Regions from separate parts of the Mus musculus genome. Here region 1 is linked to region 2. Evidence: chromatin loops called from intact Hi-C (ENCODE). Cell type or tissue: left cerebral cortex. All regions are shown on one strand.

What was found. Peaks named below come from ENCODE experiments on the same cell type or tissue, not always from the same donor. Only the 100,000 strongest peaks of a DNase experiment are listed, where the experiment ranks them.
Region 1: it touches region 2 in a loop (3-fold over the local background); 11 of 42 quality-filtered maps call a loop at or near these places.

The regions. Positions count from the first base shown.
Region 1 is chr2:53,186,289-53,194,288 of GRCm38, forward strand. It overlaps Prpf40a (pre-mRNA processing factor 40A), which reads right to left and starts at 4,966. Exons shown (of 26, transcript NM_018785.3): 1 at 4,735-4,966; 2 at 3,681-3,812. The coding sequence starts at 4,944. It overlaps Arl6ip6 (ADP-ribosylation factor-like 6 interacting protein 6), which reads left to right and starts at 5,796. Exons shown (of 4, transcript NM_022989.4): 1 at 5,796-6,234; 2 at 7,996-8,000. The coding sequence starts at 5,835. In left cerebral cortex, a CTCF peak has its summit at 3,712; DNase peaks (open chromatin) are centred at 5,012 and 5,721; H3K4me3 peaks cover 2,977 bases; H3K27ac peaks cover 1,842 bases.
Region 2 is chr2:52,758,969-52,766,968 of GRCm38, forward strand. No RefSeq gene overlaps it. Among named protein-coding and RNA genes, the nearest start is that of Stam2, 21 kb to the left of the region's middle. In left cerebral cortex, CTCF peaks have their summits at 2,687 (motif pointing left) and 4,167 (motif pointing right); a DNase peak (open chromatin) is centred at 4,199; H3K4me3 peaks cover 426 bases.

The sequences.
Region 1 (8,000 bases), 430 kb after region 2:
ATAGAATTAGCCTTGAAGCAAGAAAACCAGATCAAAAACAGTTTGAGTCTCCAAGGCACGGGATAGGACAACCTGGGTGCTACAGATTTGTGAGTTTGTCTTCTCAGTAATAAAGTTAAGAAAGCCAAATTCATTTCTAAGATGTAACTACTCACTAATGTAATATCAAAAAAAATTACCCCCAAAACAGGAAATTACTTAGGAAGATTTTGACTTCCAAATCAATCCATGAAAGTTTGATAAAGTCAGAAAATTGAACCATGAAGTGTTAATTAACTCTGGAAAGGAGCTCAAGACCTCATCTCATTCTTTCTATAAATCAGAGGAGAGTTACAATCAAGAACAGAGCCAGCTAGGGGCACTCTGTTGGGCAAAAGCAAAGCCAGCTGATTAAAAGTACAAAAAATTTTATGTTCTTGGTGATTTAAAAGCACATACAAAAAGAAAAGGAAAATGGAAAAGAAAATACTTTAAAGACAAAACATGTTTTATTCTGAATGGATATGGAGAAAGACAGCTTTATACACAATCATATTTTAACAGAAATTTCTACTGGAATGTTTTGAATATTGTTACTATGCAAAAAAATTTTTTCAGTAAATATTTAAGAATAAAAAAAGACCCCTCCAAAAACAGTTCCTTCTCTCACATACTATTTAAAGCTCATTTATCTGATTTATTTGTACGGTCCTTTTCAGTAGTATATTCTTTTAATTGTGTAACTGACAAGCATAATTTTCCCCAAAGATATGTGCATCAGGAGGCAATAATTTAACCTATATGATAGGTAATTGAGATAAGCCTGAAAGCAATTATGGTTAAGTTATGCTTGTTATTTCTAGGTATTTGCTAATCGATTCAGCCTGAACTGGAGAAAATGGCACTCTAGTTTATCTTATACATTAAGGGTAGAAAATCGCGAACATATCACTTCTTGAAGTAACTGGCTGCATTTTAACTTTGCAAACCCTTTTTTAACCCTAGATCATTACTGTCTAGTTTGCATACTGTTTTATAAAGAAGCTATACAATGTCTTGTCATATTCAGTAACATTTCAAAGACCACAATAATCTAGCATTTTCTTTATCTTTGGCTGGTCTAAGCCAAGTAACTTAAATGTGGGCAGTGCAGCAGATAACAGGAGGCTGAGCTGTTCCAGGATCCTGGTACATACCAAAATTCACACCTTTTTTTCCCTTGCATTAAAAAAAAAAGCCATAATATGTGCATATATGGACATCTTGTATAATTTAAATCATCTCTGGATGCTACCTAACACAATGTACATGCTATCTCTATAAGTAACTATATAGTTGTTTCACGTGTTAAATGTGACTATGACAAGGCAAAAAGTCTGCTTGTGGTCTGGAAATTGTAATTTATTTTTCATGTACTATAAGCCCATGTTAGATGAAATAATGGCCACAGAATTCTGCAGTTATAAAAGATCAACTATTTTTGAAGATTATAAAGCCCTTAGTCCCGAAAATCTAAAAGTTTTTAACAAACTTTAAAAAAGATGGATGGCAAAACTATACAGGTACCCTGCTTCTTCTCAATTATCTTCTCATTATAATTACTATTAATAATCCAGAGCATATGCAAAGAGAAGAAATGATGCAGGAAAACAATCAGTTCATCATTAAGAAAAGGTACACAGAGCTTTGAGAAAGAATCCTGGAGCCCTTAAGGATTCAGCTTAGCTTTACCATAAGCTAGGACCCATACTCTTAGGTAGGAAGTGGGCACTAGATAATGACCTAATTTTGAGAAAATAACAGCAATTTTCTTGAGACTTTCAGATCTGGTCTCCCAAAGTATTCATTATCCTCACAGAGGAAGAATGCTAAACATTTAAACAGTCAGGTGCACAGAACATATTAGACTAAAAAAAAAATTAATAATAGTAGAAAACCATGAAGCAAAAGTCAAAATATCTGAAGTGTGTAAGTATAAAGTAAACTAATTAGGAATATGGTCACTGGCACAGCTAAAGAGAAGGGGCCACAAAACAAACTGTGACCAGTGTATGCCAATTACTTAAAAAAATAAAGTAAAATCTGCACTGTACTAAAAATGAGTAGCTGGCATCTCAGGACTGCTAGTGCAACAGCACCGGGACAGCAAGGGTAAGCAGGCCAACCCCTTGCAAACTTACCTTGCCTGGCCCAATGGACACAGAAGGCCCCAGAAAAGAGAGAAGCGTCTGGCAGTAGCAAATTGTTTTATTTTATCTTTCTGTGGAAAGAAACTAATTTTAAATAAGAACCAGAGCATTAGAGAATAAATATTTTTTAAAGCTCATTATCTAGTTAGAGCAGCTCTACCAAGAAAACAAGAAGGGTTTTGTGCTGCTTAGAGATGGAAAGATACAGAAAAAGAATCAAGAGTTGTCTCTGCATATCCTAGGGAGTTTTAAAGTATTATTATTCGAGAGTAACAGAGCAAAAGAATCTTTTCTATAAGGAACTCCTGCAGGCAGAATCTTTTCAGTTTGGTGCCTTTGAATACAATTTTCTTATCCAAAATTAAGGGCTATATTCCAAATATAAAAGAAAACCACTTAACACTGAGCCATTCTACTCTTTAAAATAAAAAAAGCAAACAAACAAAAAAACACAAGTTCCTGTTTCCCCCTGTAATTTCACCAGTAACTTTAGCCTTCATTGCTCAAACCATCGTCAAACTCAATAGTACTCATTAGCAAAAGAAAATATACAACTGGCTTTCTAAAATATTCTGCTAATCAAAAATTTCATGACTTATCAAGATATTCAACTGGAATAACCCAGCCCACCTAAGAATCAGTGTATTATATAGAACCTAGCATAGGACAGAACTGTTGATGCACCTCAAGCTCTTGTCTTTCTTGACCACTTCTCTAGAAATTCTACCCGTGTTCCTGAGTCATCTTAAAACCTTTTAATCCAATCACTCCTACGAAAAAACGTCCATTTACGATTTGTGCTAGAGATTCAAGGGGCAACGCACAAGTAGGAGTATAGAAGCAATTATCATTCAAAAATTAAGTAGAAAATGAGCTACCTATTTGGCACTGTCCAGGAAAGAATTAGTAATAGAGCAGAAAATCCCTCCGCACCCCAAACAAGAGGAAGATACTCCAAGAATAAAATTCATTCTACATGAAAACCCCAAGTAACTACTATTTTTCTGATGCTAGGCTTTACACATTCACCACGATTATCTTCTGATATATATTTACTCCTAGACCATTAATAATTATAATGCCTGAAATAAAGTCACTAAGTTAAATAGATTAGATGTATACTCTCACTTTAAATTATTTGCTTGGTTTTCCAGATAGGGTTTCTCTGTCTTGGAACTCAGTCTATAGATCCAGGCTGGCCTTGAACTCAGAGATCTAACTGCCACTGCCTCCCAAGTGCTGGGATCAAAGGCGTGCGCCACCACAGCCGGCTTATTTTTTTTAAAGCTTAATTTTGTTGAGGAAGTCAGTTAATTTTTTCTCATACAGTCTTACTACATTCAAAATTTGGTTACAGACATGAGCAATGTAATGTTTTGTCTTGTTTGAAGACATTACGTGGATATAAACTAACCTTTAAAGGGCTGCAAGTACACCACTGACTTACATCTTAAATACATCTCGACACACTCAAACAAAACTAAGCAAGCCAAAGGGAAAGCGTCTTCTTACTTGTCCCATTGGAGGCCCTCCCATAGGGGGCATCATCTGTGGCATCATTCCATGAGGTACAGGAGGCATGTTTGCTCTCTGACCCATAGGGTGCATGCCCATTGGTGCATAATGCATGCCAGGATGCCCCATCTGAAAAATAATAAAAAGGGAGAGTGAGAGACAGTTAAATGCTTCTTTAAAATGTCATTTCAAAAACAACAACTAAAACCCATCAATTAAGGCACAATATTAAATCACTGTGATTAAATTACAGTATTAGCATATACTGAAGTTAATCTTAATTACACTACAGTGATTATTAGATGGGGCCTGAAAATTTACAAAATAATGGAAAAGTTAAACCCATTAGCGGATTACAACCCCTCTCCAATGACTTAACAAACTGTTAAATGACTGGTCAGACTTGGTGACTATGTATTGAATTCCAACTTAAAAAATTATTACGATGAACACAACTTCCGTCACCTTTATACACATAACCAGCTTATACTACTTAAAATTACATTCATATGGACAAGACCTAAAACAGAGTGCGGGTACCCAAGAGTACTTCACAAATGTTTTAATAGAGTTAAACTGTCCCAGACACTAACAAATTCATGCCGTTTTAGGGAGCTTAAAATATAATACTTCCATTGTTCCTGGCTTGAAACTAAGTATCCGCAGCCAATTCTCCCAACCGAATCCCCCAAGCCCTGCAAATCACCACCACTCCCGGAGAAATAAGACCGCAGCAGCCGCTCCTTAAGTCCCACAGACTTAAGTGTCCCTACTGTAAGTCAAGCCTGGGGCTCTCAGATGCACAGTCCGCCCGGGGCCCAGCACCTTCCTTCTTCCTAAGGCATCTATCTACCTAGGCCAAGACCACTGGCAAGTCCAAGGTCCCACCTATTTCTTTGTGTGTTCCCGCCCTCCATCTCTCCCCCTTGGGACGTAGCCCACCATCTGCAGCTCTCTTCCTGATATGCTCTTCTCCGTTTGGAGAGAGCTTCCTGTTTCTCTGACTCGGTTTTTCATTGTGCCGCTTTCCCCTACCCCGCCGATCCCTTACCGAGGGCCGTCTCCTCAGGAAGCCGTCAGCAGAGACCCAAGAACTGGAGCACAGGTTTGAGCCGGACAATCTCCGCTCCCCGTCCCCGGGACCCCGCGAGGGAGGTTGGCTCTCCATTTCACTCACCATGAGGCCTCCACGCTCGGCTCCAGTCCCCGGCCTCATCGTCGGGCTCAGACTGCTCCGTCGGCGGCCACTGCCGCTGCACATACCAACAAGAAGCGATCTGAGTGGCTGGCGCCCGCCGGGGCCAAAGGGTAAAGGCTGCCCTGAGCTGCGGGGCGGGATCAGCGGGGCCAATAAACTGACAGGCTTCCCTACTGTCCAATCAGAGCGCGAGACCGACAGGCAGCTCTGCGGCGATTCGCCCCCTGCCTCGCTCGGCGTCGCCTGCATGGAGGGGGGGGGAGGGGGGACGGAGGAAGTTTCTGCGTCGAGTGCTCTGCCGGGGAAACTCTACCAACTTCCCCCAGGAAAGGGGACACGGCGGGGACCCAGATTCCCGGGTTCGGGCCACCGCACCCCGTCGGGGGGTGGGGCAGTGGCGTCCAGCCCCTCGCCCTAGTTACGTTCGCCCCACAAACCTGAGGCCACCAGGGGTGGGGTGGGGGTGGGGCGGGGGAAGCGGCACCCGGCGTTAGCGGCCTAGTGCGCGCGCGCGCGGTTGCCCTGGGGAGGGGGTCGTGCCTTTGGGGGTGGGGGGGAGAAACTCGAGAGCTGCGCGCGCGCCCGGCATAGTGAAGGGCGGAGGCGCGAACTGTATCTGGCGGGGAGCGGTAAAGACAGAGATCTCTCGCCCGAGGGAGGAAGCGACTGGCGGTTAGGAAGGCGCGGAACTGCGGTCATGGGGCTCGAGAGGTGCGTGCCCACAGGACCCGAAAGGGTGGAATAAATGAGAGTGTTGTCGCGGCGGGCCATGGGCGCGCGCTCCCACGGCGCCTCCGGAAGCGGAGTCCCCGGGTAACCCGCTCTTGCACTCCCCTACGGTTCTGCGCGCGGTGGTTGGGTCCGCCGACGGCCGTCTCTGATTGGCTGTAGCCGGGGCGGGGCGTGGCGGTGGTGGACAGCCGACCTTCGCGGGACTCTCAGTCTTTCCCGCCATGTCGTTCGTGGAGAGTTGGAGGTTTGCGGGCGCGCGGAGGCGCCGTCAGGTTACCCCAGGCCCTGCGACTCGGCCCGGGTATTCCGACTACACTCAGGGGGACAGCTGGGGTGAGGGCGAAGGCGACGAAGACGAGGGATGCGACCAAGTGGCCCGCGACTTGCGGGCAGAGTTCTCAGCCAGGGCGTCGTCGGAGACCAAGAGGGCCCCGCTACTCCCCCGGGTCGGGGACGGGTCTCCGGTCCTGCCGGATAAGCGCAACGGCATCTTCCCGGCCACTGCGGCCAAGCGAACCCAGGCTCGGCGGTGGCCCATCCAAGCCCTTTCCATTCTCTGTTCGCTGCTGTTCGCCGTCCTCCTTGCTTTCCTTCTCGCCATCGCCTACATGATCGTTAAAGGTATTGAAGCCCAGGCCTTGAAAGGCTGTCCAGCGTAAAGTGCAGCCAGTACATCACACGCCCCCATTCACACTCTCCTCCCAAAGCGTTCCCTCGAGACTGCTATCGTCCCTTTTGTCTTCTCTCCCTAGATGGACGTCCTTGCTCCGTCATGAGACCCATTTAGAAAAGATCTTTGGCTAAATCTACAGTCTTTAATGCCGTAAAGGCATTGAACACTTTGAGTTGAAACAGCAGAGCCCCTTACTTTTAAAAGGATCAAAAAAGTACGTGTAAGAAAGTACTGCTGTACGTCCTAAGGCTGATGTTAAGAGACATGCTGGGTTTGCACTGTTCTCTGAACCTAGGACAAGGATCCCCACCCCCACCCCATCCCAAGTTTCTACTTTTCTCTCTCTCTCTCTCTTTCTTTCTTTTTTTCTTTTTTGAGACAGGGTTTCTCTGTATAGACCTGGCTGTCCTGGAACTCACTTTGTAGACCAAACTGGCTGGCTTTCTTTCTTTCTTTTTTTTTTTTAATATTCTTTTTTAAAAATTTTTATTAGATATTTTCTTCATTTACATTTTAAATGCTATCCTGAAAGCCCCCTATACTCCCCCCCCCCCCGCCCTCTCGCCCTGCCCCCCTACCCACCCACTCCCACTACTTGGCCCTGGCATTCCCCTGTACTGGGGTATATAAAGTTTACAAGACTAAGGGGCCTCTCTTGCCAATGATGGCCGACTAGGCCATCTTTTGATACATATGCAGCTAGAGTCAAGAACTCCGGGGTGCTGGTTAGTTCATATTGCTGTTCCACCTATAGGGTTGCAGTTCCCATTAGCTCCTTGGGTACTTTCTCTAGCTCCTCCATTGGGAGCCCTGTGATCCATCCAATAGCTGACTGTGAGCATCCACTACTGTATTTGCCATGGCCTTGATTTCTGAGTTCAGAAACCCGCCTGCTTCTGCCTCCCAAGTGCTGGGATTAAAGACACATCACCACGGCTTGGCTAAGTTTCTACTTTTATAGGCAAAAATGGTTTTTCTATTTTTCCCTTGTAATCAGGTAGAGTTATTTCAGGACAAGCCTATTCTACTGTGTCAGAAATTGACATATTGTCCAAATAGCAATGCTCAGAAAGACCCTCTTCCCCCATTTGAATTTGTTGTATGATTTAGTATTTATTGTAGTAGAAAGAGATTTTAATTCAGTTAGTGCTGACTTTGCCAATTCTTGAGAAATAGAAACATGAAAACTATTTTGTATTAAAAGGATTCAACACTCATTCTTGTGTTGCCTTTACTAATTAAAATTAAATCTCCAGTTCAGTTTTGCTTTATTTCCTCCCATTCCCTAATGGGATGCAGGTGGCCCTTCAACAGTTTTTTTTCCCACTTCAGCCATGATAGATTTGTTATTCACGTAGTTTATTTTTCTTTTGTAACATAAAGGTATATACCCATGAGTAGACGTTCATTGCAGAGGACAGTGGCATTTTGGAGAATGGAGTGAGGAACTGAAGTCAAATTCTGTTATGCCCTGAAGTTTCTTTTGTACAAATTTTCTTCAACACATCCAGGAGATAAACACTAGTCTCGTGTTTATTGCACTTGACTCTTGTAGAGCTATTTGCATGAAGGTAGTAAATCAGAAATTTAACCTAGCTCTGACTTTAGGGTCCTTTTGACATTGAACAGTGTCTTCAAAATGCCTTTGGATATTCATGTCATGAAGGAACACTAACTACTCTTCTACCTAAACCTCTTTGTATTTACAGAATTG
Region 2 (8,000 bases):
CAGGGTAGCCAAGAAGGGTATCAGGTCCTCTGCAACTGAAATTACAGACAGCTGTGAGCTGATATGTGGGTGCTGGGAACTGAACCCAGAGCAAAAAGTGCTCTTAACCTCTGAGCCATCTCTACTGCTCCTAGAATCAGATTGTAAAATTTAGGATGATTGGAGTTCTCGGTTTCCCATAATATAAGATATTAACTTTATGTATATGGAGATATTAACTATGTATATGGAGTGAAATTTTCATAGATAATACAGGATGGTATGCAAACATCACACCCCCACTGCCAATGATAGGGCAGAGCCTTAAACACTGAAAAGGAATATCATTAAAGTTACATAAATTAGTGCAGCTCTCAGCCTTAATCAATCTTCCTTCCTTCCTTCCTTCTTTCCTTTCTCTCTCTCTCTCTCTCTTTTCTCTTCCTCTCTTCCTCTCTTTCTTTCTTTCTTTTTTGTTTTTTCCGAGACAGAGTTTCTCTGTGTAGCCCTGGCTGTCCTAGAACTCACTCTGTAGACCAGGCTGGTCTCGAACTCAGAAATCCGCCTGCCTCCACCTCCCGAGTGCTGGGATTAAAGACATGTGCCACCACTGCCCGGCTTGATCTATTTCATTTCTTTTTTTTCTTTTAGGTTTTTTTTTTTGGGGGGGGGGGGTTCCAAGACAGGGTTTCTCTGTATAGCCCTGGCTGTCCTGGAACTCACTTTGTAGAACAGGCTGGCCTCGAACTCAGAAATCCGCCTGCCTCCACCTCCTGAGTGCTGGGATTAAAGGCGTGCGCCACCACCGCCCTGCTTTGATCTATTTCTTAATTACTATTTGGAAACTAACATTTAATCGTAAGTCTACATCTTCTACTTAATCAAAACGAAACTTTCCTTTCAAACTGATTTAGAACACTAACAGACTCCAGCCTTATCCCTTATTAGAGAATAGACCCATACATCCCAGTCAGCGGGATGGCTCGGAGGATAAAGGTGCTTGCCTTGCAAGCCTGACAACCTGGATTACATCACCAGAACCTAGAAGGCAAGGAATCAACCAAATCTCAAAAGTTCTCTTCTGACCTCACACAAGCAATGTGACTCACGCCCTCACATCTCACACACACACACACACACACTAAAATACAGTATGCCAGCTAAATGATAAATGATTAAGAATATAAATACTGCACATCTGTTAATGTTTTAGCCTCCTGTCAGAAAAAGGTGTTTCTATATTTGTATTTATAAAAGGATCTGGGATTTGAGCAAATGAAAAACAAAAAAACAAACAAACAAACAAAAAAAAACCTCTTTTTTTCTTTAGATATCCCTCAGTATACCTGCTTAGTTTTAAAGTCTTGTAAACTGTTTCTAGCTGTTTCTAACCAAGTTGTAATACTGAGCCAGCTGCAGGAAGGATAATTTCTAAACTTTCACAGTTATCCTTTGGTTGGTACATTTTTTTCAGTTATGCCATTTGTGAGATGCCAACATTGGCTTCATGTTATTCTTTCAAGTAGGGCTAATTAGTCAAGGCAAATAAAGCTGAGATGACTTTTTTTTTCTTCTTTTTTTTTTTTGTTTTGTTTTGTTTTTTTTTTTTTTTTTCGAGACAGGGTTTCTCTGTATAGCTCTGGCTGTCCTGGAACTCACTTTGTAGACCAGGCTGGCCTTGAACTCAGAAATCCTCCTGCCTCTGCCTCCCAAGTGCTGGGATTAAAGGCGTGCGCCACCACGTCCAGCTCTGAGATGACTTTCAAGTCTTCTTTTTGGGGGGTGAAAAGTGGGGTTCTGGAATTAAATCCAGGGCCTCACAGGAACTTATGAATGCTAGGTAAATACTATATAAGTGAGTTTTAGCCTTGGTCCTCAAGTTTCTTTTTTTTTTTTTAATTTATTTAAATGTTTTTTTTATTACATATTTTCCTCAATTACATTTCCAATGCTATCCCAAAAGTCCCCCATGCCCTCCCCCCCAGTCCCCTACCCACCCATTCCCACTTTTTGGCCCTGGCGTTCCCCTGTACTGGGGCATATAAAGTTTGCATGTCCAATGGGCCTCTCTTTCCAGTGATGGCCGACTAGGTCATTTTTTTTTAAAGATTTATTATTTATTATATGTAAGTACACTGTAGCTGTCTTCAGACACTCCAGAAGAGGGAGTCAGATCTCGTCACGGACGGTTGTGAGCCACCATGTGGTTGCTGGGATTTGAACTCCGGACCTTCGGAAGAGCAGTTGGGTGCTCTTACCTGCTGAGCCATCTCACCAACCTCTAGGTCATCTTTTGATGCATATGCAGCTAGAGTCAAGAGCTCCGGGGTACTGGTTAGTTCAAAATGTTGTTGCACCTACAGGGTTGCAGATCTCTTTAGCTCCTTGGATACTTTCTCTAGCTCCGGTCCTCAAGTTTCTTTTAGGCAAAGACTTAGAGGGTGTGATAGACAATGAAAACAGGCTGTTTAGATATGTCGATGAGTTATCTTAAAGTTACTACAATGCACGGATGCAGAAAAAAAAATCTGAGGATGCTCTTTAAAGTTTTGATTATTTGGGCTGTACAGAGATGGCTCAGGGGTTAAGAGTATGAACTGCTCTTGTAACTGGACCCGAGTTTGATTTCCAGTGCCCTCAGTCAGGCCCTCGCAACTGCCTGTAACTTCAGCAGCAGAGGCTATAGCTCCCTCTTTTGGCCTCTTCAGGAGTTGCACTCACATGCACATACCCACATACACACACTTATATATACAATCAAAAAATAATAATCACAAATCTTTAAAGTGTTACTTCAATGACACCACCATGAATGAGAATTTTCAAAGCATTGGAAACTGTGATAGAATAGACTTTGGAGCCACAATGCCACACAAATTTGTACAAGGTCCACAATAACAGACTCTGTATCTATCTAACTGTTCCTACAACCCAAAGGAAAATTGAGGAACAACTCAGAATACATGTGGAGGCAAGGGCATCACCAGAGGCGCAATGATAAACACCTATCTAGTCCAAAGGGAAAGACCACAGAGGCAACCAAGTAAGTAAAGATCCAGAGAGATGGGAACGGCCCAGCTAGACAGAGCAAGAAAGCTAGGGGTGTGTTCCTACGCAATGGCTGAAGGTTTACCCAATAAAGAGAGACCCTCCGGAAGATCTCAGCAGTATTGAACAGTATGCCATGAGGTTGCTGATCTCAAGACATTGTCTAGTCGGAGAGACATAGCTTATCCATGAAACGTTAAATAACCACATGAGACAATTTGAGTAGTGATGCAAAGCAATATATGATTATCATTAGGAAAGTCTTCAAAATACAGAGGAGCTTGGAGCTCAGTTTTCGATGGGCAATAAAAGTTCAAAGGGATAAAATAAATATAAGGATTAACAATTATGAAAATGGAAAGAGAAATGTCTCTGGTATATTATGAGAAAGCAATGAAGCCAACTTGAGGAGTCTATTAATCATGGTTTTCATTTTCTATATTACATGGTGTTTTGATAAGTTGCAGCCTTGTCACTCCAGGGGGGGGGGGGGTGGCGGGGGCTGTCCTTTGTAGAAGTGTCCAGTTCCTAAAGAGAGCAGACAACACTCCTATATTCATACCTCTGATGCAAAAAAGCCAGTCTTAAGTCCAGGCAAGGCCCTGTCTGCCACCTTCCCTCCACCTAAATTCCCCGGGGCTGACCACCTAGCCTTATATTGAACTAAACTGCCTTTCTTCTTTCGAGCTGTAAAAAATAAACTTTCCCTTCCCCTCTCCATCTTCCTCTTCTCCTCCACCCCTTCCCCTTTTAAAAAACCAAGTTGGCTTCAGTTTCTGAGCTGCGGCAATTCTGCCTCGACTTCCTGAGAAAGTGGAGTTCACAGGTGCACATTGGCTTTTCAGTGGCGAACATCTCGTGATTAGCTGCACTTGCCCTGCCTGAATAAAAATAAATTTCCAAGTACATTTCACAACCGAAAAATACAGAAGGTTTCCAAAGAACAGTGATTCTTGGAGTTCCTGAAAGCAGATCCTCTCAGAAAGCAAAAGAAGCCAGATGAGTTTTCGTGACACGGTATGAAAAGACCATTGATACGGGTCTGAAACACATCTCTATCTTATTTTTAATTATGTGTATTATGTGTGTGTGAGTGGGGTGAGGTGGATTTGTGCACAGGAGTACAGTACCTGAGGTCGCCAGAAGAGGGCGTCTGATCCCTGGAACTGGACTTAGCCACGTGGGTGCTGAGACCAAACTTGCATCCTCTGATCTTTTGATGTTTTCTCTTTCCTTATTTGAGACGGAGTCTGACTATGTCTCTTTGGCTGCGGAGCTCTCCATGGAGAGTAGGCTAACCTGGGTTTCCCTGCGGGAGTTAAAGGCGCACACACACCCAAGCAGTGGAGTGCTCTCAAAGGCTCAGGCGTCTCTCCAGTTCCTGATACGGTTTCAGATTCCTCTCTGCTGTTTACCGTTGAAACCCTGCCAATTGTATTTCTAGTTTTCTGTAAAGGTTTTTAAGCACTTCTTTATTTCCAACTACATATTTGCGAAAGGCTAGATTTCCCTCATTTGCTTGAACCAAAATAACACGTTTGCCACATATTGGATGCAAATGAAGTCTTCAGAATGCAGCTGTTTTCCATTAAGCCAGATGTGAAATTTCTCAAAAAAAAAAAAAAAAAAAAAGTAAGATGACTTTTTTTTTTGTACTAAATTTGTTTAATTTTGAATTTTTTATAAAAATTTATTATGGTGACATATAATGTGCTAATTACTTTTTAATGAATCAGTATGTAAATATTTTTGACATTTCTCCACTTTAGTTTCAAATGTAAAGATTCAGTAATTCTTGGGAACAAAAAGAGTTATTGAGATCACATTTTTTTTAAGCTCAATTAAAAATTCATTAAAAAGATTTTTTTTTTTTCCCCTGAGACCAAAATCTTAAGAGCAGTGTACTGGAACGGATTATTGCTGTTTTGCCTAATGATCGTGTTGTTAAACTGCCTTCTTGGTATGTTCATATCCGTAGATGTGCGCGGCTAAGGCTCGGCGCATGTCACAGGAAAAGGGAAATCGTGTAAGAGCCAGAGGATTGGAAGGGGTGCTGTAAAACGCAACCTTTGGACATGACATGACCGTTTTACCCAGGAGCTGCGGTTGGTTACCGGCACCAGACCAGCGAGGATTCCAGCTTGGACGAGTGGGAGAGACTCAAATGGCTAAACTCCTGGCTGAGTGGTTTGTAGGCTGCTGATGGCTGCTGAGGAAAGGAGACACCTCCTCCATTTGGGGTACCACTGCCACTGATAAATTGTCCATGTTCCAGTAAGTGGCCCACACCCATATGCCTATGATTAGTGCTAATTAGACTCGGGACTCTGTGAGTTATTTTACTGTGGGGGCGGGGGGAGGAGGTGATGAAGTTGAAGTTGGGATCAGGAGTGGGAATATGGGGGTAGATATGATCAAAATACATTGTATATATGTATGACATTCTCAAATAATCTTTGGAAATTTTCTGGTGGAGTCTTTAGGGACTCTTGCATGTTGGGTCTCTTCCATACAAAGTTATATCATCTGCACTAGAGATGTGTGTTGGCTTCTTCTTTTCCTGCCTGCATCTTTTTTGCTTGCTTCCCCTGCATGATTGCTCTGGCTAAAACTTCCAGTAGTATATCGAACAAGAGTTAAGAAGATGAACATTCTTATCTTTATCACAATAAATGGAAATACAGTGATTTCCCCCTCATTTTAGAAAATGATGGCTATAGGTTTGTCATATATAGCTTTCATTATATCGAGATGTGGTCCTTCTATTCTGAGTTTCTTAAGACTTTTTTTTTTTTTTTTTTTTTTTTTGAGTCAGGGTTTTTTTAGCTCTGGCTGTCCTGAATCTTGCCACATGTACATCAGCTTGGCCGCTAACTCGGATTTTTGCCAGCCATGCTGGAGTTAAAGGCATGCTTCACCATGCCCTGAGCTTTGGGACTTTTAACAAGAAGCAACACTGGATTTCTTCAAAAGCCTGTTCCGTTTCTACTTAGATGATCATGTGATTCCTGTCTTTGAGTTCATTTGGTGAAGTTTGCAGCATTTGTTGATTTACATCTATTGAGCCATATGTCCATCTCTGAGATAAAAAATCAACTTGATCATGGTGAACAATCTTTTTTATGCTATCTTAGTTGGTGTTCTATTGCTGAGAAGAGACACCATGACCACAGCAATTCTAGAAAGGAAGACATGTAATTGGGGCTGGCTTTGGAGTCCCAGAGGTTTAGTCAGCATCAGCATGGAGGACAACCTGAAAGTACACAGGCAGATGTGGCGCTGCAGAGTTTTACATCCGGATTCACAGACAACAGGAAGTGGGTAGGGAAGGAGCCACTGGGCCTGGTTTCTATAGCCTCAGAGCCCACCCCCTGTGACACACTTCCTCCCACAAGGCCACGCCTCCTAATCCTTCTAAATACTGCCACTCCCGAAAACGAAGTATTCAAATATATGAGCCTATGGAGGACATGCTTATTCAACTACCACAGATGTTCTCGAATTTGGTTTGCAAGTATTTTGTTGAGACATTTTGCATCTGTGTTCATCAGGGAAATTGATCTGTAGTTTTCTTTTTGTTATTTCTCTATCTTTATCTGCTTTTGATCTAACTAATACTAGATTCATAATGAGGATGTGGTAATGTCTTTTCCTTTGCTGTTTATGGTGTAGTTTGAGAGGCACTGGTGTTAATTCTTCTTTGAAGGTTTGCTAACACTCACCAGTGAATCTATCTGGGCCCAGACCTTGTCTTAATTGGAAGATTTTAAGTTACTGCTTCAGTCTAACTACTTCTTATAAATCTGTTTACATGGTTATTTCTTTATAATTCATCTTTATTTTTATTCATGTGCATATGGGTGTGCAGGTCTGTGAAGGCTCAGGTCTGTGAAGGCTCAGGTCTGTATGTGCAGGTCTGTGAAGGCTCAGGTCTGTGAAGGCTCGGGTCTGGGTGTGCAGGTACAGTAGAAGCCTTTGGATCTGCTGGAGCTGGAGGTTAATAGGCAGTTGTGAGCCTTCTGACAAGGGTGCTGGGAACTAAACTCAGGTCCTCTGGAGGAGCAAGTGTCCTCCCCTACTGAGTCATCTCTCCACCTTCACTGGTTTGTTTCATTTTTGTTAGCTTTGGTTGGTCATATGCATCTAGAAATTCATTCATTTCTTATACTTTTTCAAATTTGTGGATTATGCGCTTTGACATGTAGACCTAAAGTTTCTCTGAATTTCATTGGTAGCTGTTGTAATGGCTTCTCTTTTATCTCTAATTTTACTAATTTGGGTCTTTCTTTCTTTTGTTTAATTTGGGTAAGGGAGTGTTAATCTGTTTAGGGTTTTGTTGTTGTTTTAAAAAACAGTTCTTTATCTCATGTAGTCTTTGTTTTTTTTTTTTCATTTCATTAAACTCTGCCTTTTTGTAAAATGTGGATTTTGAATTAAGAATTACTTAATGTAAAAACAAAAAAGAATTACTTAATGTTATGGAATAAATATCAGATCAGCATTCTGCCTTAAAAATGGCAATGACAGCTCAATGGAAGCTAAAAAGTTTGGAGTATCTTGGCCTTTTTTTATGATTTATTAATTTTTATTTTATATGTATGGGTGTTTTGCCTATCTGTATGACAGCACACCTCACACATAGAGTGACCACAGAGGCAGAGGAAGGCATCAGTTCCTCTGGAACTGAAGTTACAAATAGTTGTGAGCCACCATGTCAGTTCTGGGAACCAAACTCAGATCTTCAGCAAGAGCAACCATCTCCTGACTGCAGAGCCATCCCTCAGCTCCTTGGCCTGTTTTTATGTATGGCTATGTGTGTGCACATGTTATCTACATGTATGTTCGCATTTATATATTATTAGCACGGTATCAAATTGGCTTATAAGCTACCCCTCACATACGTCAAAATTACCTCAGATTCTTTTCGTTTAGAGCACAATGGAGCTTTAGAACAAAAGCTATGTTGGTATCAT